4 separate regions of the Homo sapiens genome follow, and regions 1, 3 and 4 are each linked to region 2. Evidence: chromatin loops called from intact Hi-C (ENCODE). Cell type or tissue: dorsolateral prefrontal cortex. All regions are shown on one strand.

Region 1 (8,000 bases), 77 kb before region 2:
TACTAGAAATAGCCCTGCTTCTCTTACATAGCCAGTGTTTATTTTTCCTATGGCCATTGTGAACCTTGTAATTGTTTATTTCCTCCTTTGCTTAGACACTAGAAGCTCAAAGCCAAATCTGTAATCCACGTCTACAGAATCTTACGGCATATAATTTGTGAACAATTTTTAGTTCTAATGTTTTTACTTTTCCTTTGCCTCTGCTTCTTTTTATTTTTATTATTTATTTATTTTTATTATTTTTTTTTTGAGACAGAGTCTTGCTCTGTCACCCAGGCTGGAGTACAGTGGTGTGATTTCAGCTCACTGCAACCTCCTCCTCCTAGGTTCAAGCAATTCTTCTGCCTCAGCCTCCCAAGTAGCCGGGACTACAGGCACCTGCTACCATGCCTGGCTGATTTTTTGTATTTTTAGTAGAGACAGGGTTTCACCACGTTGGTCAGGCTGGTCTCAAACTCCTGATCTCAAGTGATCCACCCACCTTGGCCTCCCAAAGTTCTAGGATTACAGGCGTGAGCCACTCCACCCAGCTAGCCTGTTTCTTATTTATCCATTTTATCCTGTTGTATACATTTCTGAAACTCAGTTTAAAAAGTTTTTTGAACACATGGAAAACAACAAATCAAGCCTTCTAGCGGGAAGGTCTGGCATTAGCTATCTGAGATGACAGAAGGTGAATACTTCAGATAATAATGAATTTTGTTTCACAGTTGTATGATTTAAAAGCACCAAAAAGGAAAAGTGGTTTCAGATACCTGGACGTATCTGCCCTACAGGTAACCAGGTAGGTCAACAATAACCCAAGAGATGCGCAAACAGAATTACCCACTGTGCTGATTGAAACTGAACTAAAGGTATGATGTCTGAAAACGTCAACTGAGGTTGATAAAAATTCTGTATTTCAAAACAACAAACCAAAATAGCTGAAACATTAGCCCCAGAACTCACTTAGGTGATTTGAGATCACGATGAATAATTTTATGGAGGTGCAAATAATTCATTCCACTTGCAATTCCTGTGGACCAGTCTACTAGCAATCGAGGTGTGATCTTCCTGCCAGCTCGTAAGACCTCGTAGAGTTGTCCATGGGCACAGTATTCCATGATAATACAATAACATGGGGCCTGAGTACAAACACCCCTTCCAAGAAAACATAAACATGTACATCAATACACACATACAAGTATACATATGTATATTTAAAGAATATTTAATAAAAACCAATTCTATACCCGAATTATTTTAAAAATGTGTATAGATAATAGTTCCTGATTCTCAAATTAGCATGGAAACTTCTCTAGTCTACAGGTTTCTCTATGATGCACATAGACAATTTTTGTTTGTTTTGTTCACTCTGGCTATCTATATGCTGTGCTGTGTCTGGTGCCTTTTCTGTGGGACCCTTCCATTCCGGGACAAAGAGCACACTTTTCTGAAGTTTGTGCAGGCTGGATACTGTGTTGTTTTAGATCATTAAGAATAATTTGGGAGGCCAAGGCGGGTGGATCACAGGGTCAGGAGTTCAAGACCAGCCTGGCCAAGATGGTGAAACCCTGTCTCTACTAAACATACAAAAAAATTAGCTGGGCATGGTGGCGCGCGCCTGTAGTCCCAGCTACTCAGGAGACTGAGGCAGAGAACTGCTTGAACCCGGGAGGTGGAGGTTGCAGTGAGCCGAGATTGCACCACTGCACTCTAGCCTGGGAAACAGAGTTAGACTCCCTCTCAAAAATAAAAAATAATAATAATTTGGCCAGGCCGCGGTGGCTCACGCTTGTAATCCCAACACTTTGGGAGTCTGAGGCAGGTGGATCACCAAGGTCAGGAGTTCGAGACCAGCTTGGCCAGCATGGTGAAACCGCGTCTCTACTAAAAATACAAAAATTAGCTGGGCATAGTAGTGCATGCCTGTAATGCCAGCTACTCGGGAGGCTGAGGCAAGAGAATCACTTGAGCCTGGGAGAAGGAGGTTGCAGTGAGCCAAGATCGTGCCACTGCACTCCATCCTGGGTGACAGAGTGAGACTCTGTCTCAGAAAAAAAAAAAAGAAAAAAAAGGAATAATTTAAAATTTCTTCCTTTTAAAGTTTTAGAGGGTTTTATGAGTGTACAGGAAGATAATTCAGAGAAAATACTTCTACTTTTAATATTATTTGCTGAATTTTAAATTACTCAAATTAAAAATAACTAACTAGACTGAGGACCCAAAGACGACTCAATTTTCCATCTTACATAATCTTTGAAAAACATTTCTTTTTTTTTTTCATGTCAGACAGGTAATGTGGTGACGTCGTAACAAGGTTGGAGGGAGGCACATCTCACCCGTGAGTGGGAACACCCAGTCATGCTTATGAATCACAAAAGAATATGAAAATATACACTTTTTTTTTTTTTTTAAGAAAGAGTCTCGCTCTGTCATCCAGGTTGGAGTGCAGTGGTGCAACCTCTGCCTCCCAGGCTCAAGTGATTCTCCTGTCTCAGCATCCCAAATAGCTGGGATTACAGGTGTGCACCACCACGCCAGGCTAATTTTTTTTTTTTTTTTTTGAGACAGAGTCGCTCTGTCACCCAGGTTCGAGTGCAGTGGCACAATCTTGGCTCACCACAACCTCCACCTCCCGGGTTCAAGCAATTCTCCTGTCTCAGCCTCCCGGGTAGCTGGGACTACAGGTGCCCACCACCACACCCAGCTAATTTTTGTATTTTAGTAGAGACAGGGTTTCACCATATTGGTCAGGCTGGTCTTGAACTCCTGACCTCAGGTGATCTGCCTGCCTCAGCCTCCCAAAGTGCTGGGATTACAGGCTTGAGCCACCGCTCCTGGCCACCAATTTTTTTTATTTTTAGTAGAGACGGGGTTTCATCATGTTGCCCAGGCTGCTCTCGAACTCCTGTACTCAAGTGATCCACCCGTCTTGGCCTCCCAAAGTGCTGGGATTACAGGCGTGAGCTACTGCATCCAGCCTATACAACATATTATATATCTATTAGCCTTTATTTGCATCAATTCCTACATCATCCATGAAAACCTTTTCCAATTATTCCAATCCAAAAAGATCTTTCTCTTCCCTAAATTCCTATGATATACAACAGCCACTAGTTCTTTATATGCAGTTTTTCTCTCTGCATATAGATTGTAAGCTCCTTGAAGGGAAAGGTCTTCAAGTTCTTTTCTCTCTACCTCAACGCCTAGAGGTTCACAGCAAGTCTCTAGCAAATGTTCGTTAACTTCACCTCAACCTTCTTGACTAAAAAAGCCTTCAAATAACATGTGCAGAGGCCTGGAGGAGGAGGAAGGAGACTAACATGAAAGAACCTCTTCTATTTTTCAAGGACATTTCCATGTTTATTTGTCTTATTTAATCTGCCCCAAATTACCATAAGATAAATATTACCTTTTCCATTTTTACAAGGAAGGCTCAGAGTGAGAAAGTGACTTGTCCTAATCACAACTAGATCATACAACTAATAAGTGACAGAGCTGGGATTCAAACTCAGTCTGCCTAATTTGAAAGTCCATGCCCACTCCACTCTGTACAATACTGCCTCCCTTTTAGCTTTTTAACTTCTGTTTAGACAAGCACATTGGGAATTCTTGTGTTAACACCATTATCTCATAAAAGGGAATGATCATAGTAACTCTACTTCTGTTTTGTTCTCAAGATGAGAAGAAAAATTACTATATGTAATTCTCTATGTCTTATCGCTTATGGGTATACATGCCTTCCTTTGAAACTTTCTAGAGAAGTTAGCAGAGTATCTGTAAGACATCCAGTTAAAGCCTTCAGCCAGCTACCAACCCATGCCTATCTCTTCAGCTGCTGTAAGTGATGAAAGAATTTTGAGGTCATGGCTTACGGCACTGATCATATGAAGGTGATGATGATCTTATAACAATAGCAGGTTATGAAGAAGTATAATTAGTCTTCATTTTCCCCTGCCCTGATGTGCCTGTCAAATGCCACAAAGCTATTTCTATTACTCTCCTATCATTTTCTAGGCTACAGAGAATTCTTATCTTGATTTTTAATAATTTTTTTTCAAGTTCCGGTTATATGTCTCTTAGGAAAGCTTGGTGAACCCAAGTGTCTGGCAGCTACAAACAAATGATTAATTATCATTACAGAGAACTAATAAATACGGCAGGTATAATGTAATATGCTTAAGTATATCAACATAAACATTTTTGAAGGTACTCAGCCTCCTATTCGACTATGTTTTAACTTGTTCCACATAGAAACGGTCTAACAGTGATCTTACGCACCTTTTATTTCTCTTGACTGACGAACGAGGAGCAATCATTCCATCATCCCTGTACTATGACAAGGTTTCTTAGTAGCTATAAATAACAGCTCTATAATCACTTCTAATTGCTACCTTTTCTTCCCCTTGGCACTGAATTCCATTAGGAACAGTCAGGTTGAGTTTTCTTAAAAGATTAACAAAAAAATTGGATGCAAAAAGAGTATAGCATTCTTATCTTGTACTTCCCCTTCTGTATGTGGTTTTTATTAACTTCAAAAGAAGCTGTAAGCACAGAAATCAGTATCCAGAGAGATGTACTAAAATCTAATCATTCTCTCATATATCTTCCAGACGGTCCTGAATGGGATTCATTGGCCAAGCAACACATGGCACAGATGGCTGCAAACATAACACTGCACAATGCCCAAGAGCATGGTGTAATGGGCCAGGAACACAGTCTCACTATTGTTTTCCATGTAGAGGTAAATACTATTCAAGTGTCTTCAGCCTAAAGAGTTGGGCACTAGCAGGGCAGTGCTGAAAACTGCATATGCAGGTAGGAGAGTCAGAAGGGAGAGGTGGGAAAAAGGAAGAAAGAGAAAGAAGCAAAAGAAAGGAAGTAAAAATAAAGCTTCTCACAACACCATCCTATTAGGACACATTTCTACTTTCAGTGACCCCGGGTACCCTACTGGAAAGCCCTCTTACCTGCAACACACAGCCTAATTCACTTCAAGAGGCCAAAAGGCCATACTCATCTACGGGACATTCTGTGTCTCAAACCCAGCGTCCTAGTGATCTAAGTTTAAAAGCTTTTGACCCTTCCTTCCATTTAGGAGGGTGTAGCATACTGGAAGTGAAGATGGTCTCAGTGTAGTAAAATGAAGGAAAGAAAGAAGAGGGTCTCTGTTTGTCTGTCTGCTTGAAATAATCTCCCCATTGTCTTTTGAAATTTATCCTCTTTGGAAAGATGATAATTGGTCTCTGCAGCATTTCATTTTAGTCACACATCCTCCTGGCCCTACTAGGTCAACCAAGGATAGAATTAACTGCAGCAATTGAAGCTTTCTCCCATGCCCTCTGCATGAATGTCCCTTCCCCAAGGAAATGAATCCAAGTACTTCTTTCTGTCTCTTAGTGTCCTGGTTGAATGCTTCTCTTTTTTTCACAGGTCTTTCCCTTTCCATAAGGGGTCTTGTTTGGGAATCAAAACTCAACTTCAGTACTCATTTAAACCCATTCTACAAAACCTGTACCCAAGATTTACCTTCCTTACTTTGTGGATGTGATCCCAATTAAGACTTATCACATGACATTTTTAGCTTTATAATCAGAGTTTTATCAAGGAAGGATCCATTCTGATCCTAGTTCCTCCTAGTTTAGGAGGGGGATTTGTAAGTTATTCCACTTTTAGCTGTAGCCTCATTGGTCATACTGTTTTCCAGGAATGCAAAATACATATCAAATATATCACAAAGCTCCAGTTTCTAAACTTTCATCCTACCTAAAGATACTTGTCCTGTTCTTCACCTTCTTTCCTCTAAAGCCACTTACCACTTATTTGTTTAAGCCTAGGGCAACATTAAAAGGCTAGTGAGGGAGAGAACTCAAGGGAAAGATTCAGGCAGAAGAGATAATATCTATTTAGAGCTCAGCACTTCCACCCTTTAAACTTTGACTCTCCTCCTTCTGTTAGGGATCCCAGGCAATATTATGAAAAGAATCATCTAGGCTAGAAAAATATGTTCACAGACTCTTGAAAACAATCACTTTGTGAAATGAATATAACATATGACTTACTATCAATAACTCAACAATCATTAGGTTAAGAAAGCTGAATGTTTGACATTGCTTGGAAGGAGATCTAGGAAAACCAGAGGCTATACTCTAAAGGTACCTGCCATTACACGTTAATGTTTAAGAAGGGATGCTAACAGAACCTAATACAAAATATGTATCTACTACACAAGGATTGATTGTTCTTTGATCACTTCAGATGTTACCTTTGTCTCTTTCTTTCTTTCTTTCTTCTTTCTTTCCTTTTTTTTTCAGGGTCTCACTCTGTCACCTAGGCTGGAGGGCAGTAGCATGAACATGGCTCAACACAGCCTCAACCTTCTGGGTTCAAGCAATCCCCCTGCCTCAGCCTCTTAAGTAGGTAGGACTACAGGCCTGTGCTACCACATTCAGCTAATTAAAAAAAATTTTTTTTTACAGACAGGGTTCCACTATATTGCCCAGGCTGGTCTCAAACTCCTGGGCTCAAGTGATCTGCCTGCCTTGGCCTCCCAAAGTGCTGGGATTACAGACATGAGCCACTGCGCCCGGCCAACTTTGTTTTGTTAAGTGAATCTTAGGCTGTTCAGGTGATATTGAAGTAACCTCTGTTATCCCATTGATAAATGAGGTTGATGCAGCAGATCTGACTGCTTGGCAGGAACCCACATTTTCCCTTCCTGCCCCATGTGCATGCCCCTTCCATGTACTTCCATGTACTTTGCACATACTTCGGCAAAATGAACCACTGGATTATAAGATGCCTGAGGACACAACTCCAATTTAATAGTTCCTTGATACCCTCCCAAAGCACCTAGCACAGTGCTAAGTCTAGAGAATGCTTTTGAAATATCTCTCAAAGCAGAAACTTGTGTGTATATATTGGGGGAAAGAAAATAGGTCTACTTCTTAAAAAAAAAAAGCCTTGACCTACTTGAATGCGATGATGTTAGGGTGCTTCAACTTCCTCAAATGCTTGATATCCGTCTCATTCTGTTCTCTCACTTTCTTGATGGCCACCTCTTCCGCCCGGAACTTGCCCAAGAAGACCGCTCCTTGGGCTCCACTACCCAGCCACTGCAGCTCTGAGATCTCCTCAAATGGCACTTCCCAAGTATCTAGGCACACAAGCAAGAAATAAGCTTGAAGAGATCTCAGAAGGGACCACTCTACAAGGCCATTCTGAAGGTACCAACTTCATCGTCACCCAGGATGACCCTTACCCTCTGTCTCCCGGCAAAAGATAGAACCTTCCTATGTACCTTGGAACTATAGATCAAATATTCATAAACATTAGTTTGTATCAATTTTTAAATCACTGAAATAAAGCAGAGCAGAAGCCTCCAATATACCTTCCTCCAAATAAAACATATCCTACCACTCCTGCAGTCCTACCTCCTCACCTTAAGCTTGCATGTCAGTCAATTTACCCGTCTGTCTCTATGCAACTATCCCTACCCCATCACCCACTATCGGTGTTATTTTATTCCTCTTTTAATTTCTGGTGCAGATGCTCAGTGAATCTTTGCTAATTTTTTTTTTTTTTTTTTTTTTTTTTTTTTTTGAGACAGAGTCTTGCTCTGTCACCCAGGCTGGAGTGCAATGGCACGATCTCAGCTCACTGCAACCTCTGCCTCTGGGGTTCAAGCAATTCTCCTGCCTCAGCCTCCCAAGTAGCTGGGATTACAGGCACCAGCCACCATGTCTGGCTAATTGTATTTTTCAGTAGAGGCAGGGTTTCACCATGTTGGTCAGACTGGTCTCGAACTCCTGACCTCAGGTGATCCACCCGCCTTGGCCTCCCAAAGTGTTGGGATTACAGGTGTGAGCCACTGCGCCGGGCTGCTAATGAATTTTTTAATGATACTCTCCTAAGAACTTCATTATGCATACTACTTACATTAATATTTACCTTTTATTGAGGACTTACTATATACCATACACTAGCATAGTACTTTACATATATCATATGTTCAATCC
Region 2 (8,000 bases):
AGCTCCCAACAGGTTTATAGCCATGTAGGCTGGGCACAGTGGCTCACGTCTGTAATTACAACATTGTGGAAGGCCAAGGCAGGAGGATCACTTGAGCACAGGAGTTTGAGACCAGCCTGGGTGACATAGGGAGACCTCATCTCTATAAAAAATTTAAGAAATAGCCAGCTATAGTGGCATGTGTCTGTGGGCCCAGGTATTCGGAGCCTGAGGTGGGAAGATGGCTTGAGCCCAGGAGGCTGAGGCTGCAGGGAGCTGTGATCAAGCCACCATATTCCAGTCTGGGTAACAGAGGGAGACCTTGTTTAAAAAAAAAAAAAATTTACAGACACGTAGAAAGTGCTTAATAAATGTTAGCTCCTCCTCTTTAACATATTTCATTAACTTCCAATGATACCCTCACTCTTTGAGTGAATAACAAGAAAACTCAAGCTTTCTGGTATGAATCTTCTTAATTTTCCTTTCTTCCCTCCTTTTCATATCAGAATGCTATGTTTTCGCTCATTTTCTTTCCTGATTCTGAAAGTCTCTCTCTCTCTTCTGTTCTAAGACCCTGCATGTCAATAGTTTTCAAGCCCGGCTGCACATTAGACTCAGCTGGGAAGCTTTTTAAAAATACATCATCACTGGGTCCCATCACAAACCAATTAAATATAAATCTCTGGAGGTGGAAGCATGGCATCAGTATTTTTTTTAAGTTCCCTGGTAGGGTGCCAAGACAATTTAATGGGGGAAAGAATAGTCTTTTAAACAAATATTACTCAAACAACTGAATATCCAGATTCAAAAGAATAAAGTTGAACCCTGTCTTTATAGCACACACAAAAAATAACTCAAAATGAGTCACAGATCTAAATGTGGAGCTAAAACTATAAAACTCTTAGAAGAAAACATAGAAGTAAATCTTTATGACCTTGAGTCAGGCAAAGCCAACTTAGATATGACACCAAAAGCATAGGCAACAAAAGAAAATAAAACTGAACTTCATCAAAATTAAAAATTTTTATACCATAAACAATATTATCAAGAAAGTGGAGGCAACCTATGGAATGAGAGAAAATATTTGCAAAGTATACATCTGATAAAGAGCTTGTGTCCAGAATATATAAAGGACACTTGCAAGTCAGGATTAAAAGATAATTTAATTTTTAATGTGGACAATGTGTCTAAATAGATATTTTTCCAAAGAAGATATACAGATGGCCAATAAGCACATAAAAAGATCCTTGACATCATTCACTTTTAGGGAAATATAAACCAAAACCACAATGAGATTCCATTTCAAACTTGTTAAGATGGTTCTAATAGAAAAGATAGATAATAACAAGTGTTGAAGAGGATGTGCTGAAACTGGACCCTCATACATTGCTGATGGGAATGTAAAATGGTGCAACCACTTTGGAAAACAATTTGGCATCTCCTGAAAATGTTAAACATATAGTAATCATAATGACCCAGCAATTCAAGTCCCAGGTATATACCCAAGAGAAATTAAAACAAATTCACACAAAAATGTGTACACAAATGTTCATAGAAGCATTATTCCTAATAGTCAAAAAGCGGAAGCCCAAATATCTATCAACTGATGAATGGATAAGTAAAATATGGTGCACTGGAATATTTCTTGGGAATAAAAAGATAAGAAGTACTGATATAGGCTACAACATGGACAAACTTTGAAAACATTATGCTAAGTGAAATAAGCTAGTTACAAAAGAGCATGTACTGTATGATTTCATTTACATGAAATATCCAGACTGAGCAAATCTATATATAGAGAAAGCAGATTGGCGGTTGTCTAGGGCTGGGGGGTGAAGAGAAATGAGGAGTGACTGCTAATGGGTATGTGGTTTCTTTTTGTGATGATGAAAATGTTCTAAAATGGATTGTGATGATTGTACAACTCTGTGAACATACTAAAAACCATTAAATAGGAAAAAAGAAAAGAGAAAAGAAAGGAAGGAAGGAAGGGAGGGAGGGAGGGAGGGAGGGAAGGGAAAGGGGAGGGGAAGAGAGGGGAGGGGAGGGGAGGGGAGGGGAGGGGAGGGGAGGGGAGGGGAGGGGAGGGGATGGGGAGAAAGAGGTAGGGAGGGAAGGGAAAAAGGTTCCACAGGTAATTCTAATACTGAAGTTTATTTCCGGCATTTTCCTTTCTAGATTCCTTCAGAGTAAAGACTGCATTTTCTAAATTTTTTTCTCCCCCATATTCTTACAGAATAGTAACACAGAGCAAGGGTGTGATTTTTTTATTTTTATTTTTTTGCAACAAACTGTTCTTGGGGAATGTTCTTTATTTTAATCAAAATTGCAAGATCAGGCTGCCACCTGGCAGAATTGGTCATCTTGGCTATCTTGAACTATTTGAGCTCTCCAAGCACTTAATTCAGCTGAAGCACACAGAAAGAGGATAGGCACACAACGCAAACCAAACTGACCGGTTTTGCCATCTGAAGTATGGTTGTTCTGTCATCTACCAGTGGATGTGGCCTCTGGCCCTTAGGAACCATTCTTTTGACAGTTCCCCAGGACATGGCTCTGGTTTGACTGACTTTGTTTACTAAATAAATTAATTCCTACTTCTGGAGTAGCTTCAGTTTTTAAACAGAAAGCCATCTATTGACAGTCACTGATACACAGGATTTTATTGTTTGATATTAAACAATTAAGAGTTATTGTTTTTTTCCCTACAAGTACACTATACATGAAGATAAATATAATGTAGAATACAGTCACTAGGAGTGGGGAGAGAGGGGGATTCTATATCTGCTCTGTGCCTTAAAGTAACAGTTTTACTTTAGTAAATCCAAAGTACATACTGTATTTCTTTCACAGAAATAAGGCTCTCTTTTGGCAAAATGTGCATCAAAGACAGAGTCTGATGAACATTTTTTAAGATGAGTTTGATTATTAAACAACATTTTTTAAATATCCTAAGAATTTGACCTTTCGTGCTAGTAGACTTCAATAATTTAAAATTACTTGGAAATTGCTACTTTCAACAAACTCTCTGAAGATATACAAAAAAGGAAAATGCTGAAATAAGTCAAGATGTTTACAAATATTATGTCTAAAATGTTATCTCATTTGTTAAACCCAGAAAATAAAAAATAATAAAATATGAAACCATAATTGTCCGAGTATAGGACAAAGATCTGATTTAGAATCAGGCAGAGGTTTTCCCTCTATTACTCCAGCAAGTTCAAATGTACTCAGAAATACAAAATGATTGACGGTAATATCAAGATGAGAAACAAAAGACAATGTTACATCCTCAGGTATGATAAGTTTGAAATTAGATGAGTTTACAGTTGGAAGATTCATTAAGAACAACAATTCAAAAGATATTATAGCCATAATTTAGAAGTCTTGCTTCACGAGAAAAGATAATATAAAAATCTAAAAATTAAGTATTGATTTTACAAGGTAAACATGGCAGCCTGGATTATAAGAAATATCAGGCATTTTGCTTTCTCAGGAGAAAGAACAACTGGGTACATGCTGCAGACTGGCATATAAATCGCTCAAAGTGAAGCAGTTGGGAAATGCTGTCAGATTATTCGGGTTGAGGAGCTGCCCCAGGGGCAGAACATGTCACAATGTCACATCCCTCTTCTTTACTCTCACAACTTTCACCAGAATAAACAGACCCTTGGAAAACAAATTCAATCACAAATAGTAACTTTTTGTTAAAACTACAGTAGCAAACTACCAAACCAACTTTATACATGGAACATATCAGAACTTTTCCATGTTTCCCCAACACAGTGGAATAAACTATTTTCAGCTAATAAGTTCATCTTAGGAAAACACTCATGTGCATTTCTATGCAATATAATTGTGGAACATTGTAACCACTTCTTAGTTTTCATTAGAGGATATTGAAAAACCCAAGTTTAAGGATAATTCCCCCTTTCCCTCGAATGCAGCTTTTTAAGTTTTTGACACTATAAAGTGTAGAGAGTGACATAAAGAAGAGCTATGAATATATATAAATACACCACTATGGCTCCCGTCATAAGAGCTTTTGAAAAATGGTTGAACAAGTATTCATCTTCACCAAATTGCAATCGCAAGATACTGACTGTTACACAATATGAAACAAAGGCAAGGTGAAGGGTGAGGAACGGCAGAAAGGACGGTCGCAAGGAAGACAAGTGCCCCACAGGATAGAACCTGCTCTGTCTTGCGGGCCCCGCTTTTCTCAGCACCTTTCTGGTGTTCTGGGCTTTTCTGCTAATACCATCCACATCATCTCTCAGAGAAATGAATCTCCCTTTAAGGAAAGCCAAGCAGGCATCCGAGGTAACGTGCAGAACCGTAAATGAAAAATGTCCACGTCTAGCAGGCAGACAAGCAAAGGAAAACCAGCTGTCAGTTTCAGAGGCTCCTAGCTGTAACGGGGTTTCGGGTTTCTCTCCGCCTCTGTCTCTCTGTCTCTCTCACGGTGTCGCCCTCAATAATATCAGCTTTCTAATCACCTCAAATCACACATTCTCTGTCTGTCCTTGTGAAATAAATACTGAAGAAACAGGAAAAACAGAGTGCAATACTCACAACAACGAAGAATTCCTACACATGCTGTTCCATTTTCTTGCTTTGAAAAGATGTAAGGTGAATTTTAAAAGCCTTGCAGAATTGGAAAAATAAAGGGGAGGGGGATTCCACCCACACAATCCTCCAGCCCACCGCAAAGGAGCCCAAAGGCTTGCTGACGTCACAGATTCATGAATGGATGTAAATTGGGCTGGTTTAGGATTCCGCACAGACTTCGCTGTGGTGTGTGTCATGAAAAAAAAAAGAGGGGCGGGTCCAGAGTAGGCCCAGCCAATAGGCTTCAGGCAGACATGGCCTTCCTTCTTTTAGAAGGAATCTGGTCACAGAATAAACAGAGCCCGCCAATCAGGCATCTGCCACTGCCTTAAGACAGACTGGCAGCTTGAGTGTGTGTGTGTGTGTGTGTGTGTGCGTGTGTGTGTGTGTGTGTGTGTGTGTTTCAAGCTGTGATAGTCATAAAAACATTATTATTGTTATTGAATGAAGGAATCAAAATAGAATTTCTGTGGAATCAAGGATAACAAAAATGCATATAGAAGAAATCCCATCTTTTATTCATTAGAACTCTTTTCTTCAACCCTTTTCTTACTGTTCAGCAATATGCCTGATGCGATCAAAACAAATCAAAGTCAGGAAAACCATTTCTAAAACTAGCAGACTAGTGGACATGTATGCCCTGCTCACCACGACTTGTAAAAGCAAAATTGTCGGGACTTGTAAAAGCAAAATTGTCGGGAAGAACGCATGGGAACAATAATCTAGTAACTAAGAAAACAGACATATGGAAAATAATATTACACGAATGTAGCTGTTTTGCACAGCAGTAACATCTTGCTGACCTTCATGATGTATCAAAAGTGGATATGGAAGAAAAATTTACTGCTACTTTTAAGTAGGGTACAGTGTTTCCTCATTGGTTTATTCAACTTCTGGCAGTCGATTAAGACACAGCTCCAAAAGGGCACTTAATGAAACTTTGAACAAATTTTGGTTTCAGTAAGATGTTTTATTATTAACAGCAAAAACAGCTGTATTAAATTCACTCAAGAGGCATCTCTTTCTTCTTTATTTTTACACTTTTCAGTTATACAAAATTGGAGATGAATATATTTATTGTCCCTACTCCCCATCACTACACTTCACAATGACTAATACTTGACAAATACTGATCATGATTTTTCTGAACTTGGGAAATGGCCTCAATCCTTGAAACTAGAACGATCGTGGTTAATATAAAGCCTCAGTTATGAGGTGTCCAGTGACCAAGAACATTCTGAACAGAGATCTGCTCTATTTCTCAATCAGATTATTTATACAACTGTGAGAGAAGGAAAGTGGTGGCCTGTTTCTAAGTGGTTCTGGAGGGTCTAAACCTGACCACTAGTAAGTATTGCACACTTCTTAGCTCATTTGGAAAAGGAAAACTTTTCAGGATAATTTTACACACAGCAAAGATATTCAGTGTACTGTCTATATTGAAGCAATAGAATATCGTTGGCAAACAACATAGTTAACAAACTTCTCTAAAGGAGCTTATTGTGGAATATCACTACAAAAAAGATAGACCAAAGAAGTTTACACATGTAACATGGGAGTGCTCAAGGCAAATACGGCATTGGTACACGCCCAGTAGGCCTCAGTGTACCACATTATTTAAGAACGAACATGCAAGGCACGGTGGCTCATGCCTGTAATCCCAACACTTTGGGAGGCCAAGGTGGGCGGATCACGAGGTCAGGGATCGAGACCATCCTGGCTAACATGGTGAAACCCCGTCTCTACTAAAAATACAAAAACAAAATTAGCCGGGCGTGATGGTGGGCGCCTGTAGCCCCAGCTACTCGGGAGGCTGAGGCAGGAGAATGGCGTGAACCCGGGAGGCGGAGCTTGCAGTGAGCCGAGATCTTGCCACTGCACTCCAGCCTGGGTGACAGAGCAAGACTCCGTCTCAAAGAAAAAAGAAAAAAAAAAAACAAAAAACGAACAAATGGAAAGCTGAAGAATATACATCTCTATTTAACAACAACCAAAGCCAATCAGGATACATTAAAAGAATCAGATTTATGGAAAACATTTTTTTCTTCCAAAACAATACAGACTAACTAATGGAAAGAGGCAAACTTTTTGTGGACTATGTCAATAAAATAGCCAAGAAACATCAATTTGTGTGTGTGTGTATATATATATATAATATATACACACACATATAAAATCTGTATATATGTATATGTATATATGTGTGTATACACACACACACACACACACACACATATATATATATACACATACACATATACATATAAAATCTGAGGTCAGGAGTTTGAGACAAGCCTGGCCAACATGGTGAAACCCCATCTCTACTAAAAATACAAAAATTAGCTGGGCATGGTGGCACACATCTGTAATCCCAGCTACTCGGGAAGCTGAGGCATGAGAATCGCTTGAATCTGGGAGGCAGAGGTTGCAGTGAGCTGAGATCACACCACTGCACTCCAGCCTGGTGACAGAGTGAGACTCCCTCTCTCAAAAAAAAAAAAAAAAAAAAAAAAAGCTAAAGCTGTTGTAGAAGTTTTTCTGTAAGTTTTGACAGCAACAAAATTACTAATAAGTCCACTATGGATGGGAGTAGTCTCTGAAGCAATTCAACAAAACAGGGTCTATAAATGCTTCTAATAACAGTCACCTAAGATTCTTGGCTCAATATATAACCTGGAAAATAAAAACTTGGGGGCTTTATGGACTTGCCACTTCAGTAAGATGATAAACTTGGCCTCAGTTAGCATGCTTCCTGTACCACAGGAACATCAGCTAGGCCAACAAAGACTCCTCCATGTCAACTATCATGGGAAATCATTGGAAAGATAAGCTGTCTCACCAAATTATGGAAGATATAGAAGTCAGTCTTGGAGGAAGTCATTATCATTTTAGAAGCAGAAGGTAGGAAGGGATATAGAGGCATGAAAAATGTACACTCTAGAGAAGTACAGCCCAAGAGAACTTGCTGTGATTATGGAGCATTCCATAGATTTGAAAGATGGCTAGTGTTCTTGAGGAAGTGAATTTTTAATGTAAAGTGATTTAAATTTATTTAACTCCAAAATAGTCACATTTAGCTGGTGGCTATGGTATGCAACAATGCAACTCTAGAGATATCAAGCCAAGTCCCATCATTATAAGTAATTTTTAATTGCAGCACATGGGCATACTAAGTGTGGAGGACTGCAAAGCCATTATCAAGGTGAGTAAGCTCTTTTAAGAACCAAATGAATCTCCTCAAACTTCAGTAATAACTGGAAAATGACTCTAGTCTCATTATGCAAGAAGATATTTAAAACTCATTATTAGATAAAAATCTATATATAGAAATTAAGGTACAATAATTCTGCTATAAAATATAAGCTATTCTTGTTTTGGAGTTTTTTTTTTTTGAGGAAAAAAATGTGTTT
Region 3 (8,000 bases), 200 kb before region 2:
CAGATTTTTGTATTACACCCCAAATTTATAATGAGTCTGAGCATCACTGGGACATGGTTAGACACCATCTACAGGGAAGAGAAGATAATCTCACTTTAGACATTTCCAAATTAAAAGAACAAATTTTCGAAGCATCAAAAGCCCATTTAAATTTGGTGCCAGGAACTGAGGCAATTGCAGGAGTTGCTGATGGCCTCGAAAATCTTAACCCTGTCACTTGGGTTAAGACCATTGGAAGTACTACGATTATAAATCTCATATTAATCCCTGTGTGCCTGTTTTGTCTGTTGTTAGTCTGCAGGTGTACCCAACAGCTCCAAAGAGACAGCGACCATCGAGAACGGGCCATGATGATGATGGTGGTTTTGTCGAAAAGAAAAGGGGGAAATGTGGGGAAAAGCAAGAGAGATCAGATTGTTACTGTGTCTGTGTAGAAAGAAGTAGACATAGGAGACTCCATTTTGTTATGTACTAAGAAAAATTCTTCTGCCTTGAGATTCTGTTAATCTATAACCTTACCCCCAACCCTGTGCTCTCTGAAACATGTGCTCTGTCAACTCAGAGTTAAATGGATTAAGGGCGGTGCAAGATGTGCTTTGTTAAACAGATGCTTGAAGGCAGCATGCTCCTTAAGAGTCATCACCACTCCCTAATCTCAAGTACCCAGGGACACAAAAACTGCGGAAGGCCGCAGGGACCTCTGCCTAGGAAAGCCAGGTATTGTCCAAGGTTTCTCCCCATGTGATAGTCTGAAATATGGCCTCGTGGGAAGGGAAAGACCTGACCGTCCCCCAGCCCGACACCCGTAAAGGGTCTGTGCTGAGGAGGATTAGTATAAGAGGAAGGCATGCCTCTTGCAGTTGAGACAAGAGGAAGGCATCTGTCTCCTGCCCGTCCCTGGGCAATGGAATGTCTCGGTATAAAACCCGATTGTATGCTCCATCTACTGAGATAGGGAAAAACCGCCTTAGGGCTGGAGGTGGGACCTGCGGGCAGCAATACTGCTTTGTAAAGCATTGAAATGTTTATGTGTATGCATATCTAAAAGCACAGCACTTAATCCTTTACCTTGTCTATGATGCAAAGACCTTTGTTCACGTGTTTGTCTGCTGACCCTCTCCCCACAATTGTCTTGTGACCCTGACACATCCCCCTCTTCGAGAAACACCCACAGATGATCAATAAATACTAAGGGAACTCAGAGGCTGGCGGGATCCTCCATATGCTGAACGCTGGTTCCCCGGGTCCCCTTCTTTCTTTCTCTATACTTTGTCTCTGTGTCTTTTTCTTTTCCAAATCTCTCGTCCCACCTTACGAGAAACACCCACAGGTGTGTAGGGGCAACCCACCCCTACAGGTACATAACATAAAATACAGAAATGGCAAAAGATAAAGCCTACCTGTTAAACTAAGGCATGGAAGGGATGGATATTTTAAGTGATTTTTACTATATTTTGGCCCTTGAAAGTCATTAGAATGTGACTGCAAGTCGCCAGGATAATAAACCTGCATTGAGTTAGCTTAAGTGTGTAGAAAACAGAAAAAAAAAAAAAAAACTTTAAAAAATGTCCTTTGGTGTTGGCCATTTTCCTGCATCAGCCTTTAGCTGGAATGTCTTAGAAGTGAGCTCGGGAAAGTAGGGTTGTGGCTGGTTTCTTTTTATTCGTTCTGGGCTCCTTAGGCAGCTTCTATTTTTAATAGCCTGCCACTTGTTGCTGTCCTTACCCTAAGAGGAAGGAAGGAAGACTACAAGTGGCAGTAAGAGGCTAGAGAATGACAGGGTGGTAAAGTGTGTGTGTAAGCGCGGAGGCTGGAGGCAAGAGAGTAACAGGCTGGGAGAAAACCACTCCCCTTATCTTCTAGGCCACCTACGCCTGGAGCCAACCCTGTTAGGTAAGGTACTGAAAATGTTCTTTTTATTATTTTTACCACCCCCAAGCAGAGGGGCTTAGGGGAGGAGCACACATGCAGCACAGGGTCTGCTTTGAAGTTTCTTAGCCACAGTGTTTTTAAACATTTTATAAAAAAGCAAAACAAACATTCCTTACTGCTGTGTCTGTCTTCTGAAGATGACAGCAGCTGGCAGAGCTCCTCCACCTTAGCCTAGTTAGCATTTAATATATGGCTACAGGAGAGCGCCCCTTATTAGCGGGCTCCTCCCCCAGGGCTCTGTACTCTAGGCTGCTTCACACTCCTTTGCCCACCTTAGGCTAGTAAGGTTGGGGTGCACATGGACTGTTTTTTACCGCTTTCCCTAGGGGGCCAGGGAAGACAACAAATTGCTTGTCAACTGAGACATGCGAGGGGTGGCAGGGAAGGGCAGAAGTAGGAAAAGCAGCAGCAGGCCACTTCCTGGGCACAGTTACTAAGGCACGTGACCGTGGTGAGGCGGATCCTCAGGACCTGGCTGGAGCTGCCTGCTCTGTGCCTTTTGGCCTCCCCTCCGTCACCATAAACCCAGAAAGGGGTAACCTGCCCAGACTGCCAGTGACCAAATGGGCACTCCCTGGCATCTTAGCAACTCTCCTGCCCCAGGCCTCTGTAGGCAGCAAGAAAGCTACAGCTAGCTGGAATAAAACCCAGGAGGCAGCATGCAAACTCCCCTCGTACTCCAGAAAAACAGAAAAAAGACAAGGCCAGAAAGGCTGATGCTGGAAATAGGAAATGGGAACTTGCATATTAGGAGGACAATCATAATCAGCCACTTTCCTTCCCTCCTGGAGGCACCCCTCCAGCAGGGAAGTTGGTTGAGAGACGTGGTCACCCGATCATACCGATGTTCGCTGACCAGGGGGTCTTATCTAAGAACTGTCCCTTGGGCGGCCTCTAGTCTCCTTAAGGGGGATGGGAGGTGCTGTTGGCCGAACGAACGGGGCCAACAAACGCAGGTCCCTTGAAGGGTGGAGGAAAGGAGGGCAATGGGTTTTCTATAGGGGGAGGAAAAGGCTCCGGTCGCCTTATCCTTACTAGAAAAAATGTCCTCCTTAGGCCTCTCTACAGAAGGGAATGAAGTAGAGAGAGGAGCACTGCCCCGCCCCCGCTGTTCTGGTTCCTGTCTTTCCTCACTAGAAAAAATCTCTTCCTTATTCCCCATAGAAGGGAATGAAGTGGAGAGAGGAATCCCTCCCTTTAAATCTTCTGAATTATTTTCAGGTGGAGATAATGGGCCGTCTAACCGCGATCTGGCAGATAAAGAGGATACAACGCAGAGTGTACCAGCGCCCAGGTGGTCAAAATAGTAAAATTAGTAAAATGACCTTGCTCATATCCTCTTTTCAGGCAGCGACCTACCTGCTCCCATAGCTCTAAATCTAAGGTTCCTTGATCAGGAAACCAAGGACATTCCTGCCGAATTAAAAGCATGAGCTTGTGTAGAGCTCCAGGCTCTACAGTGCACTGGACAGCCTTAAATAGCTGTTGCACTGTTTTAAAAATACTTTCTGGGCCGGGCGCAGTGGTTCACACCTGTAATCCCAGCACTTTGGGAGGCGGAGGCGGGCGGATCACGAGGTCGGGAGGTCGAGATCACTCTGGCTAACGCGGTGAAACCCCGTCTCTACTAGGCTGGCAGGCGCCTGTAGTCCCAGCTACTCGGGAGGCTGAGGCAGGAGAATGGTGTGAACCCGGGAGGCGGAGCTTGCAGTGAGCGGAGATCGCGCCACTGCACTCCAGCCTGGGCGGCAGAGCGAGACTCCATATCAAAACAAACAAACAAACAAAAAAAACTTTCTGTTCTTTGGTCATTTCCTGACCCATGATAACTCAACACCTGATATTTTACGTGTGGGTCGTGTCCTCCTGATAGGAGTCAGGAATCTCTCCCTTTAAATCTTCTGAATTCTTTTCAGGTGGAGATTCACCGAAAATTGATGAGCTCTCCTCCTTCACACGTAACTTTAAGGCGATCATGTCGGGGACACCACTTGCAGAGCTTATAGTTTACAATGAATGCCACGAAATGGGTTCTCAGACAATTCCAGCTGAGCGGGGCGGGGGGCAGCTCTTATTTATTTTTTAACTATACTTTAAGTTTTGGGTTACATGTGCAGAACGTGCAGTTTTGTTACACAGGTATACACGTGCCCTGGTTTGCTGCACCCATCAACCCGTCACCTACATTAGGTATTTCTCCTAATGTTATCCCTCCCCTAGCCCCCCACTCCACCACAGGCCCCGATGTGTGAACAGACGCTTCTCAAAAGAAGACATTTATGCAGCCAACAGACACGAGAAAAGATCATCACTGGTCATTAGAGAAATGCAAATCAAAACCACGATGAGATACCATCTCACGCCAGTTAGAATGGGGGGTGGCTCTTCTTTTTTTTTTTTTTTTTTTGAGACGGAGTCGCTCTGTTGCCCAGGCTGGAGTGCAGTGGCATGATCTCGGCTCACTGCAACCTCTGCCTCCTGGGTTCAAGCAATTCTCTGCCTCAGCCTCCCGAGTAGCTGGGATTACAGGCACCTGCCACCACGCCCGGCTAATTTTTTTGTATTTTTAGTAGAGACGGGGTTTCATCATCTTGACCAGGCTGGTCTTGAATCGTGATCCACCCCTCTCCGTCTCCCAAAGTGCTAGGATTACAGGCGTGAGCCACCGCGCCCGGCATTGCGGGGTAGCTCTTCTAAGAGAGTCCGCCCCGGCATCCGTCCGCCAAGTATTTATTGAAAGGGCTTGTTAAACCACAAACATCCACTAGATGGCGTTTTTGAGGTCGGGTCGTGAGGCACCTGTGGCCTTGTAAAAGCACTCAAACTGCATTCTCAGGAGGCTGTTTTCAGCGTTCCTTATCACACCACACACTCCACTCCCTGTCCTGTTTTCAGGGTCGAGTTTCATTCTCATGCACAAATAACATACACACAGCGCCTCAGTATTTTTCCATGCCCCGACCTCAAATGCCTTGTACATAAGCTTGACTATGTTGCCTTGCGCCCCCCACAGTTGGCATCACAGGCATGAGCCACCATGCTGGCCTATATTAGCATTATTATTACCATTTTCATTGTTAATGTGTCTATCTTCTTGAGGGAAGGAGCATGTTCTATTTCTTCCTTATTTCTTGTACTGAGAGCTCCAGAAATGTTCCATAAATGAGGGAATGATGAAATGAAACAAATAAATGGAATTGGGGAAAGTTACCCTTATCTCTTTGCAGGATATGAATTGAAGAAACCCACTTATCTTTCCAAACTTGGACTGCAAGTGAGAAATGGCAGGGTCACTGATGTGGAAGGGAAGACCAAAGGGTGTTATAGTGAGTCATATACCAGCTTGGAGCCCTAGACCTGGGCGGGTGGGGACGTAGGTCACCTTTCTTGGCTGTTGAAACAAATGAGAGTTATAAAATCTCCACCCCTTAGTTCCATTACACTTCATACCTGTTTTTCCTGTCCATGCGTTTGGAAGCTTGCCTGTACCTTTTAAATATGTTCTCTGTAGCAAGTGACTTCTAGGTTTAATAAAGAAGAAGAAAAACCCATAGGTTTCTAGATTGGAAACTAGGAAAACTGTGGTATTCTTGAGTTGTAATCAGGAGGTCATAGAATTGAGAAAATAGTAATTAACTGATTGGAAATGAAGAAATGCTTTTTCTTAGAATACTTTTGAATAAATTATTTCAAATGATTATGAGTTGACTCATCTTTTAAAATTGTGGAAAAGTTCTTTTTTTTTTTTTTTGAGACTGAGTCTTGCTCTGTTGTGCAGACTGGAATGCAGTGGCGCAATCTCGGTTCACTGCAACCTCCACCTCCCGGGTTCAAGCGATTCTCCTGCCTCAGCCTCCCGAGTAGCTGGGATTACAGGCGCCTGCCACGATGCCCAGCTAATTTGTGTGTGTGTGTGTGTGTGTGTGTGTGTGTGTGTGTATATTTGAGACGGAGTTTCACTCTTGTTTCCCAGGCTGGAGTGCAATGGCACAACCTCAGCTCACCACAACCTCTGCCTCCCAACCTCTACCTCCTGGGTTCAAGCAATTCTCCTGTCTCAGCCTCCCAAGTAGCTGGGATTATAGGCATAAGCCACCACACCTGGTGAATTTTTTTGTATTTTTAGTAGAGACGGGATTTCATCATATTGGTGAGGCTGGTCTCGAACTCCTGACCTCAGGTGATCCACCCACCTCAGCCTCCCAAAGTGCTGGGATTACAGACATAAGCCACCACGCCCAGCCTGGAAAACTTTATTTTGAAATAATTTTTGGGTCGGGCCTGGTGGCATACACCTGTAATCCCAGGACTTTGGGAGGCCGAGGAGAGTGGATCACCTGAGTCCAGGAGTTTGAGACCAGCCTGGCCAACATGGCAAAACGCTGTCTCTACTAAAAAATACAAAAATTAGCTCTGCGTGGTGGCACATGCCTGTAATCCCAGCTACTCAGGAGGCTGAGGGGCAGGAGGATAGCTAGAAACTGGGAGGCGGAGGTTGTGGTGAACCGAGGTTGCACCACTACACTCTAGCCTGGGCTACAGAGCAAGACTGTCACAAAAAAAAAAAAAAGAAAACTAAAAGAAAATAAAAATAATTATTGGTTCTCAGAAAGTTACAAAAATAGGTGCAGTGGCTTGTGCCTATGGTCCCAGCTACTCAGGAGGCTGAGGTGGAGGATCAGTTGAGCCCAAGAGTTGGAGGTTGTGGTGGGTGACAGGGTGAGACCTTGTCTCAAAAAAATAAAAAATCAATATAAAAATAAGCAAAACAAAAAAATTGACCCTGGTTGACAATCCACAGATCTCATTTAGAGTTTCACATGTAAATGTGTGTAGTTCTGTGCTATTTTATCACCTGTCCACCACCACATAGCCACTACCACAATTAAGATACACAATTATTTCATCACTAAAAGATGATTTTTTTTTTTTTAAGATGGAGTCTTGCTCTTGTCACCCAGGCTGGAGTGCAATGGCACAATATCGGCTCACTGCAACCTCTACCTCCTGGGTTCAAGCAATTCTTCTGCCTCAGCCTTCCGAGTAGTTGGGATTACAGGCACCTGCCACCACACCCAGCTAACTTTTGTATTTTTAGTAGAGTCGGGGTTTCACCATGTTGGCCAGGCTCGTCTCCAACTCCTGACAAAGGTGATCCACCTGCCTCGGCCTTCCAAAGTGCTGGGATTACAGGCATGAGCCTGGCCAACTAAAAGATTCTTCTACAGTCAAACCCATTCTCCTCTCCTCCCTGCCTCTCCTCTCCCCATTCTCGGGAATGTTTTATGTTTTCTTATATTTGATATTTCTCACTATTGCAAAAAAATAAGGGACAGATTCTCCCATCGATTTTTGTGCTGTTCTGAAAGCCTAAAATAGAAAGGAGCACGTTAAGAAGTTAGAGACCTTCTGTGCCCACCAGCAGGAAAATCGTTAATAGTAACACAAAGAGGCCAGGCACGGTGGCTCATGCCTGTAATCCCAGCACTTTGAGAGGCTAAGGCGGGAGGACTGCTTGAGTCCAGGGGTTTGAGACCAGCCTGGGCAACACTGTGAGACACCATCTCTACAAAAACATTAAAAAATTAGCAGGGCATGGTGACATGTGCCTGTGACCCCAGCTCCTCAGGAGGCTGAGGTGGGAGAATCCCTTAAGCCCAGGAGGTCAAGACCAGTGAGCTGTGATGGAGTCACTGCACTCAAGTCTGGATGACAGAGTGAGACCCTGTTTCAAAAACAACAACAACAACAAAAAGTAACACAAAGAATCCTCCCAACAGAAATGATTCCCTTTCCTATAATTGGATAGTTTCCAGGAAAATGTACATTAGCTCTGTGTAGATAAGCACTTGGCATGGTACTTAAAACTCACAGGACCTAACAAATATTTATCAGGCAAGTACACTGATTGAACAGGGAGCAAGGAATTCCCTAACAGGTTCCTAAAAGAGATGTGAAACAAGTCTCCATTTGTTCCAGAGGGCAGTTGTTTTCAAATTAGTAAAGCTTACAGCAATAAAAGCAAATTTTTCTCTAAACTAAACAAAAGCTGAGCGAAAAATAGACAG
Region 4 (8,000 bases), 130 kb before region 2:
TTAATGAGGGTTGTTATATGGAATAAATAAATATATAATAGAATAAATAAATAAATAAATAAATAAATAAATAAATAAACAAATTGACAAGGCAAAACTTATTCCACTTCAGCAAAGCAAGTGTCAATATTCTACTTATGGATGAGTGGAGGAACACATGTTCAGATGAAATCACTTGTGCAAAGTGATTTCACTTTTACTTTTAAAAGTGTAAAAGGCTTAGTATGGGCCAGGTGCGGTGGCTCACGCCTGTAATCCCAGCACTTTGGGAGACTGAGGCGGGCAGATCATGAGGTCAGGAGATCAAGACCATCCTGACTAACACGATGAAATGCTGGCTCTACTAAAAATACAAAAAATTAGCTGGGCGTGGTGGCACACACCTGTAGTCCCAGCTACTTGGGAGGCTGAGGCAGGAGAATCGCTTGAACCCAAGAGGAGGAGGTTGCAGTGAGCCGAGATTGCACCACTGCACTCCAGCCAGGGCAACAGAGCGAGACTCCATCTCAAAAAAAAAAATGCTTAGTATGGGGTCTGGAGTGTACTAAGTACTCAATGAAAGTCAGCTGCTGTTACTTTCCCTCTCTTGTGGTTTCTAGGAGACCTTCTCCCCTCCCCTCATTTCAACTATCTCCTGTAGAATGACCTCCAAATCTGAATGTTCGGTCCGAGCTCCAGAGTGTCACCTGCATGTCGAATGGCAGTGAAGGGCAGAGGAAAAAGCATGGCCGCACATGATGGCAGACAAAGGCTTGTTCCTGTTCAGCACTAACAGCTGTAAACTTTGCACAAGTGATTTCATCTGAACATGTGTTCATCCACTCATCCATAAGTAGAATATTGACACTCGCTTTGCTGAAGTGGAATAAGTTTTGCCTTGTCTATTTCATCCATGGCACTTACCATGCTCTAGAATGACATCTTTCCATGCTCTTCCCCAGCTGAAATGAAAGTGAGGTCCTTGCCAGCAGGAGCCTTGCCTCCTTTCTCCTCACTCTATTCCTTGCCCCAGCAGTCTCCTAGCACAGGCTCAGTAACATCAGTTCCTCATTCACTTTCTCTCCTCCTATATCCCTTTGACTTCTCAAGGTCAGTATGTATCAAACCAAACAACTAATCATTGTCTTCACTAGACCTGACCCATGAATTTAACAAACAAGTATTAAGTGCCAGGGTTAAGGGTTGAGACAGAAAGAAGATAGTTGAGACATTGTCTCATTGATGGAAATGTTCACTGTCTACTAGGGAGATGGATAATGACACTGGAATATGTATTTGTGACAGGATTAGAGACATTTCTCAGGGGGCCCCAAGCATAGAGAAGGAATGATTCTGACTATAGGGGTTGGAAAAGCCCTCTCAGAGAAGGTGATAATTATCCTGGGTCCTGATGAAAGAGTAGAAATTTGCCAGGCAGAGAAGATTGACAGATGGCTAGAAGAGTGGTGTGATGGGGCATGAACTAACATGGTGTGTTCAGCTGGAATGGAGGGCTGACACCATTTTCCCCCATTTTCTTAAGTGGAAATTTGACACATACACAAGAATAGAAAAAAAAATAGTTTAACACCCAAATAGTATAAAACACCCAGGTGATCACCCAGCTTCAACAACTATCAGCTCATGGACAATCTTGTTCTACCTACATGCTTACTCACTAAACCCCCATACCATTATTTTGACACAAATCTCAGACATTGAATAATTTCATTTGTAAATAATTTTTGGTTCTACATGCTATAACAATTCTGTGAAAAAAATTTTAAATAAATAAATACTTTGGTATCTTAAAAAGTTAAAGTATATCCTCTTTTTGTCCTTAAAAAGGAGTGATACATAGCATACTCTAACACTGCAACTTGTTTGTTTTATTTGTATCTTAGCCATCTATCTGGTGACCACACTGTATCAGGATATGTAGAATTGCTTTCCTCTTTTAGGAGGCTACCTAGTATTCCATTTGTGAATAGTTAACCTAGCCAGTCACCAGCTGATGGGCATTTAGGTTGTTCCCAATCTCCTAACATAAAAACAAAGCTGAGAGAATACCCTTAAATATACATCTTTGCTACCTATGGGGATTCTTGGATGTGGAATTAAATTCCAGTACATTCTTGGATGTAGGTTACATTCTTGGACGTAGAATTGCTGAGATCTTGTGCACATGGATTCTGAAAGGTGCTCCCTATTTGGCCCAACAGGTGCTTTAAATGATAGGACAAGGATGCTTTCTCTCTGTTGTCCAGGCTTTTGACACTTTGGAGTTCTCTTTCTGTCCCTTCCTTCGTTTACTCAGTGACATATCATACCAATCCAACTACCCCCAGCCTCCTCCCTCCATGTCCACTGCTGTGGTCCTGGGTCAGGCCTGAGTGCTTTCTTTCTTTCTTTTTTGAGACAAAATTTCGCTCTTGTCGCCAAGGCTGGAGTGCAGTGGTGCAATGTCGGGAAAGTAACTGCAACCTCTGCCTTCCAGGTTCAAGCGATTCTCGTGCCTCAGCCTCCCGAGTAGCTGGGATTACAGGCACATGCCATCATGCTCGGCTAATTATTGTATTTTTAGTACAGACGGGGTTTCACCATGTTGGACAGGCTGGTCTCGAACTCCTGACATCAAGTGATCCGCCCGCCTGGGCCTCCCAAAATCCTCGGATTACAGGCGTGAGCCACCATGCCCAGCCAGGCCGGCGTACTTTCTTATCAGGACAGTTGTGGCTATCAAGTCAGCACGTATTCTAATCATCTGCCAAAGCGAACATCCTAAAACAGGAACGAAATCATTCTCTTACTTAAACACCTCTGTTGGTGTCTCATCTACATTATTAAAAATCTAACTCCTTAGCCTGCCTTCAGTGCACTCTTGTTTGTCCCCAGATTCTCACTTATTTCTCATATACCTTAGGCTTCACTGAAACTGGATTCTGGTGCCTTACCTGGGACCGTGTTCACCCATTCCCTTCTTTTTCTGCTTGAAGAAAAGTGTTGCTCATCCTTGAAGGTAAACTTAAACTCCATGTCCTCCATAAAGCCACACAGTGTTAAGGGCCACTGGTTTTGGACTCAGGTTGACTTGGATTCTTATACTGTCTCTCTTTTGGGGGGATGTCATTTAATTCTTCTGAAACTCAGAGTTTTCATCTGTTAGAGAAAGACAAAAATACCTACCTTGGAGGATGATTGTGAGGCTCAGGGATGCGGGAATATAGTAGGAGCTGAATTAAAAGCAATTCTGATTATTTCCGTGGTCACTATTGCCGCCCCACCGCACTTGATTGCAGCCCCTGGTGCTACACCAGCTACATTTGCTTTATGTGACAGCAGGTTGTGGACAAGACTGCCTTGATCTCTAGACTGCAAGCTCGCTGTGGGCCGGGCTCACGATTCACCCCCGGATCTCCCAGCCCTGGCACCAAGCCGGCACTGGGGGCGCGCCATGCCTGCAGAATAAGTGGGGAAAGCGACAGGGATAAACGTAGAAAAACAAGCACAGACAGACGGAGAGAGGGCAGACTGGGAGGCAGGTTTTTCCCGGAGTCTCCACCGAAGGACAGAGAGGGCGGAGTCAGAATCGGGGGCGGGGGCCTGGCTCAGGAGGTGGGGCCTGGTTCGGAGGCGGGTCTCGGCGCGGACCCCTCCCTGGTCCGTCAGTGAACGTGCTCCGCGGGCTCAGTCCGCCCGCCGCTGCGTCCCGGAGTGCAAGTGAGCTTCTCGGCTGCCCCGCGGGCCGGGGTGCGGAGCCGACATGCGCCCGCTTCTCGGCCTCCTTCTGGTCTTCGCCGGCTGCACCTTCGCCTTGTACTTGCTGTCGACGCGACTGCCCCGCGGGCGGAGACTGGGCTCCACCGAGGAGGCTGGAGGCAGGTGCGTGGCGGGAATCCGGGTTCGGGTCAGAGGAAGGGAGCCGGGTCCGAGGACCGGGGCTGGGAATCGGAGATTCGGAGATTCGGGTTCCGGTATCGGAGGCGTTGGGAATTGAGGTTCACTTATCGGACTGGAATCCGGGTCTGGTATCCGGGCCCGCGTCCGCACGGTCTCGGACAGAAGGGTGGATGGGAGCCCGGCTCCGGGCCTGACTGGGACCTGTGTGGTGCTGGCTGCAGGGTGTGCAGGGCGTCACGCCGCGGTGCCTTTGGTTGGGTGGATTTGCCGAGGGAGACGCGGCGCTGAGCCTGCCCGCGCCGTTGCTTTCCCAGTCCCAGCCCTGGGCCCCATTTCCAGCCCACCTTCGCCCCCGTGCGGGCCCCCAGCCTCTTCAAGTCCACTTTCAACTGTCTCTCCTCCTCCCCACCCCACTTACGTCAGGTCTGCCCTTGAGACTTTAGACATTAGATCTTCAGGAGAAATATTGCATAGACAACTTTAAATTATTCACGAATTAATTATCGACTCTGCCCGTCTTCCTGGTTGTCTCTACTTTTACCTTTTTTTTTTTTTTTTCTGAGACGGAGTCTTGCTCTGTCACCCAGGCTGGAGTGCAGTGGCGCGATCTCGGCTCACTTTAACCTCCTCCTCCCGGGTTCAAGCGATTCACCTGCCTCAGTTTCCCAAGTAATTGGGACTACAGGCGCGCGCCACCACGGCCGGCTAATTTTTGTATTTTTAGTAGGGACGCGGGGGGGGGGTCTCATTATGTTGGCCAGGCTGGTCTCGAACTCCTGACCTCAGGTAATCCGCCTGCCTCAGCCTCCCAAAGTGTTGGGATTACAGGCGTGAGCCATCGCGCCTGGCCTCCTTTTCCCCTTCTAATGAACGACTGGTCGAGGCAGGAGGCAGAGCAATACTTACCTGGCCGGTTTTTGTGAGTGCTGCATACTCTTTATAAAGTGCATGGAAGTGTGCCTAGTACAGCATTGCGTGGTTAAGGGAATTACTGATATTTGACTATTAAGGCAGCTGTTTTCAGTTACTGTATTCTTTTGCTGTAGCTAAGAAGGCTCTGCTGTGGGTGTCGGACATACCGAGAGAAACTCTCGTGAGAAGTAGGAGGGTTTGCTCATGATTAATCAGTGATGGATTCAAGGACTGTTCAGATGGCAGAGGCAAGATAGCCTTGCTACTATAACCCTTGGGCAGGATTCAAAGTGCATTGAGGACCAGATTAAGAGCAGAGTTAAATAGTAGGCTCTTTGAAAGGGTTCGATTCAAGCCTGACATATTATCAAAAAAGTTACATTTATCCTATGGGATAGATATACTTTCCTGAAGAATCTCTAATTGGCTTTATAGTGAATGCTAAAAAGTCGTTTTACTTGGCACCTCAGGAACAGTTTGAAGTCTGAATTGTTCTTGGTTTGTGGGGGAGGCAGTGTCCTTGAAAGGAAGGCAATTTGAGACATTTAGAACTTGCCTGGAAATGAATCCATTTGCCTCTTAAGAACAGATTCTAAAATCCCAGAGCTAAAGGGGAACTTAATGACTGTTTAGCACCAACCTCTCACTTTTTAGATAAGGAAAGAGACTCAGGGACTAGTCCAAGGACGTAAAACAGAAAGTAGCAGGGTTGGGATGCTAACCCAGGTCTCTTGCTTCCAAACTAGGGCTCTCCTGTCTGTCTCCGCAACGTCGTATCAGGTCATCTGTCATTGGGAGTGTATGTGTTCCCAGCAGATCAGATGATGGGCATATTTATAAACCTACTCTGAAAAGAAGACACAGCGAGTGACTTTCATGGGCACTGGACTGATCTGAACTCATGTTTCCATCTGCTTTTCCAAATCCCCAGGTCGCTGTGGTTCCCCTCCGACCTGGCAGAGCTGCGGGAGCTCTCTGAGGTCCTTCGAGAGTACCGGAAGGAGCACCAGGCCTACGTGTTCCTGCTCTTCTGCGGCGCCTACCTCTACAAACAGGGCTTTGCCATCCCCGGCTCCAGCTTCCTGGTCAGTGTCCTGCCCTCCCTCCAACCCTGTTTCCTTATCTGTAAAATTTGGATACTCCCCTGTAACCTCATGGGATTGTTGTGTGGGGATGATTAAAAGTGACAGTGGGTGTATCGGGGCTGGCACACAGTGGCCCTCAGCACTTACGGAGGGATTGAGCACCGAAGTGGGAGACACTGACAGCTTCCTTTTGTACTGCTTCCCTCTCCCACCCCAGCCTGTTTCTCTCCTCTAGGCTGAGGCTGGACCTGCTCAAACAGTTTCCTTGTCGGAAACTAGAAGAAAAGCAAACATGTCCAAGAGAGGCAGGGGAGGTGTGTGGGGCTCGGGGTCAGGGGCTGACTCCTTGAGGCTGCCCTGTGTCTGTCTTCTGTCTTGAACTGATCCCTCTTCAGGGCAGAGAGCCAGCTGCTGCTTGGTGGGGGCTCCACATCCAGACCTGAGGGTGAACCCTGACTCTGCCTGCTGTGCTCTTGGGGAGGATACTTAATCTCTCACCTGTAGAATGGGGCAAGGATGGCATGACTCAGGGATGTAGTGAGGATTACACAGGACATGTAGTCAAGCACTTAACACAGTGCTTAGCGGCTCCCCAGCTTCCCACTTCCAAGGCTTCCTTTTACTTTCTCTCTTGGATCCCATGTTTTGTCAGGATGATGTCTACCAACCAAAATGCATTTAGGAAGTATTGGTTCACTTTTCCCTTTTTCTTAAACCAAGACATCTTCAAATGTCTGCTAGAGCTCTGGTCAACATGGAACCCCGGTATTAACATACTGCATAGATGTAATTCCAGCAAAAAGCAAAGAAACAAGACATCTTACATAGCTTGTGTGGTCTTACCAAGGGAAAATTCATGGTTTGTGTTCATCTTTTGAAATAGTAAAAATAACTCGTGAGTTTCATTTCTACTTTCTTGGAGCCCCAGTCATTGCAGAATCTACCACAGCCACAGATCCCATTTCATTCTCTCCTGCCCCCTGAGGCTTTTATCCTTATCCTCATTTTCAAGGTGAAGAGACTGACGGCAGGTGTAGTTCCCAGCCTTTTCATAATTTTTCATTCACCTCTTTAAATGGCAATTGGGACCTGGGGCAGTGGCTCACGCCTGTAATCCTAGCACTTTGGGAGGCTGAGGTGGGAGGATCACTTGAGTCCGGGAGTTTGAAACCAGCCTGGGCAACACAGTGAGACCCCATCTCCACAAAAAATTTTAAAAAGTGGGTGAATGTGGTGGTGTGTGCCTACAGTCCTAGCTGCTTGGGAGGCTGAGGCAGGAGGATCGCTTGAGTCCAGGAGTTCGAGGATGCAGTGAGCTATGATCATGTCACTGTACTCCAGCCTGGGTGACAGAGCGAGATCCTGTTTCTTAAAAATAAATAAATAACGCAATTGGGTTTTAGCTGGAAAAAAGCAGTGAAGGAGGAGGGAACCTATGACTCTCAGGCTCCAAGATGACGTGCCTGGTAGCTGCCAGATGTTCACATGCCTGAGGGTTTGTTTTATTTGCAGAATGTTTTAGCTGGTGCCTTGTTTGGGCCATGGCTGGGGCTTCTGCTGTGCTGTGTGTTGACCTCGGTGGGTGCCACATGCTGCTACCTGCTCTCCAGTATTTTTGGCAAACAGTTGGTGGTGTCCTACTTTCCTGATAAAGTGGCCCTGCTGCAGAGAAAGGTAAGGGGAGGGGTCACATCTGAGAGCTGGGACCCCAGACAGTCGCTACGTGCATGGCCTTGAGAGAAGCGAGTGGCAGGGATTTCCCACAGTACTCTTCCACGCTGTTTCAGGAGGTCCTAGGGGTTCTTTTGATGTCTTCAGGAGACATAGACCTGGGATCAAATCCCAGCTCCATCATTACCAGCTCTGTGACTTTGGGCAAGTTCTTGACTTCTCTGATCCTCAGCATGTCTATTTTAAAATGAGGAAAACAGTCTTTCCCTGGAGGGTTGTTGGAAGAATTGGGAACAGATTATGTAAAGTGTCTAGAACAGTGCCTGGCACCAGCAGGTTTTCAACACCTGGAGACCCTTTCTGCTTCTTAACAGCTTTCTTCTCTTTGGCTACAGGTGGAGGAGAACAGAAACAGCTTGTTTTTTTTCTTATTGTTTTTGAGACTTTTCCCCA

Evidence for each region. Hi-C counts contacts between places; a loop is a spot of excess contacts. Peaks named below come from ENCODE experiments on the same cell type or tissue, not always from the same donor. Only the 100,000 strongest peaks of a DNase experiment are listed, where the experiment ranks them.
Region 1: it touches region 2 in a loop (2.1-fold over the local background); 2 of 110 quality-filtered maps call a loop at or near these places.
Region 3: it touches region 2 in a loop (2.7-fold over the local background); 41 of 110 quality-filtered maps call a loop at or near these places.
Region 4: it touches region 2 in a loop (4-fold over the local background); 15 of 110 quality-filtered maps call a loop at or near these places.

What each region holds. Positions count from the first base shown.
Region 1 is chr3:185,436,585-185,444,584 of GRCh38, reverse strand. MAP3K13 (mitogen-activated protein kinase kinase kinase 13) reads right to left here. Exons shown (of 14, transcript NM_004721.5): 3 at 6,955-7,138; 4 at 949-1,140. It overlaps LOC124906361 (small nucleolar RNA U13), which reads right to left and starts at 2,366; the gene lies at 2,266-2,366. In dorsolateral prefrontal cortex, no CTCF peak of the experiment used is centred here; a DNase peak (open chromatin) is centred at 4,656; H3K27ac peaks cover 1,175 bases.
Region 2 is chr3:185,359,923-185,367,922 of GRCh38, reverse strand. It overlaps MAP3K13 (mitogen-activated protein kinase kinase kinase 13), which reads right to left and starts at 4,787. Exons shown (of 14, transcript NM_004721.5): 1 at 4,555-4,787. RefSeq lists enhancers at 4,096-4,155, 4,246-4,335 and a silencer at 4,806-4,955. In dorsolateral prefrontal cortex, a CTCF peak has its summit at 4,748; DNase peaks (open chromatin) are centred at 4,202 and 4,882; H3K4me3 peaks cover 3,412 bases; H3K27ac peaks cover 891 bases.
Region 3 is chr3:185,555,904-185,563,903 of GRCh38, reverse strand. No RefSeq gene overlaps it. Among named protein-coding and RNA genes, the nearest start is that of LIPH, 7.3 kb to the right of the region's middle. RefSeq lists enhancers at 1-343, 344-957. In dorsolateral prefrontal cortex, a CTCF peak has its summit at 4,692 (motif pointing right); DNase peaks (open chromatin) are centred at 2,377, 4,653 and 4,899; H3K4me3 peaks cover 758 bases.
Region 4 is chr3:185,494,704-185,502,703 of GRCh38, reverse strand. TMEM41A (transmembrane protein 41A) reads left to right here and starts at 3,669. Exons shown (of 5, transcript NM_080652.4): 1 at 3,669-3,861; 2 at 5,723-5,876; 3 at 7,389-7,550; 4 at 7,943-8,000. The coding sequence starts at 3,743. TMEM41A-DT (TMEM41A divergent transcript) reads right to left here and starts at 3,555. Exons shown (of 3, transcript XR_924792.3): 1 at 2,934-3,555. RefSeq lists a silencer at 3,548-3,687. In dorsolateral prefrontal cortex, a CTCF peak has its summit at 3,637; DNase peaks (open chromatin) are centred at 2,650, 3,643 and 4,093; H3K4me3 peaks cover 2,331 bases; H3K27ac peaks cover 1,331 bases.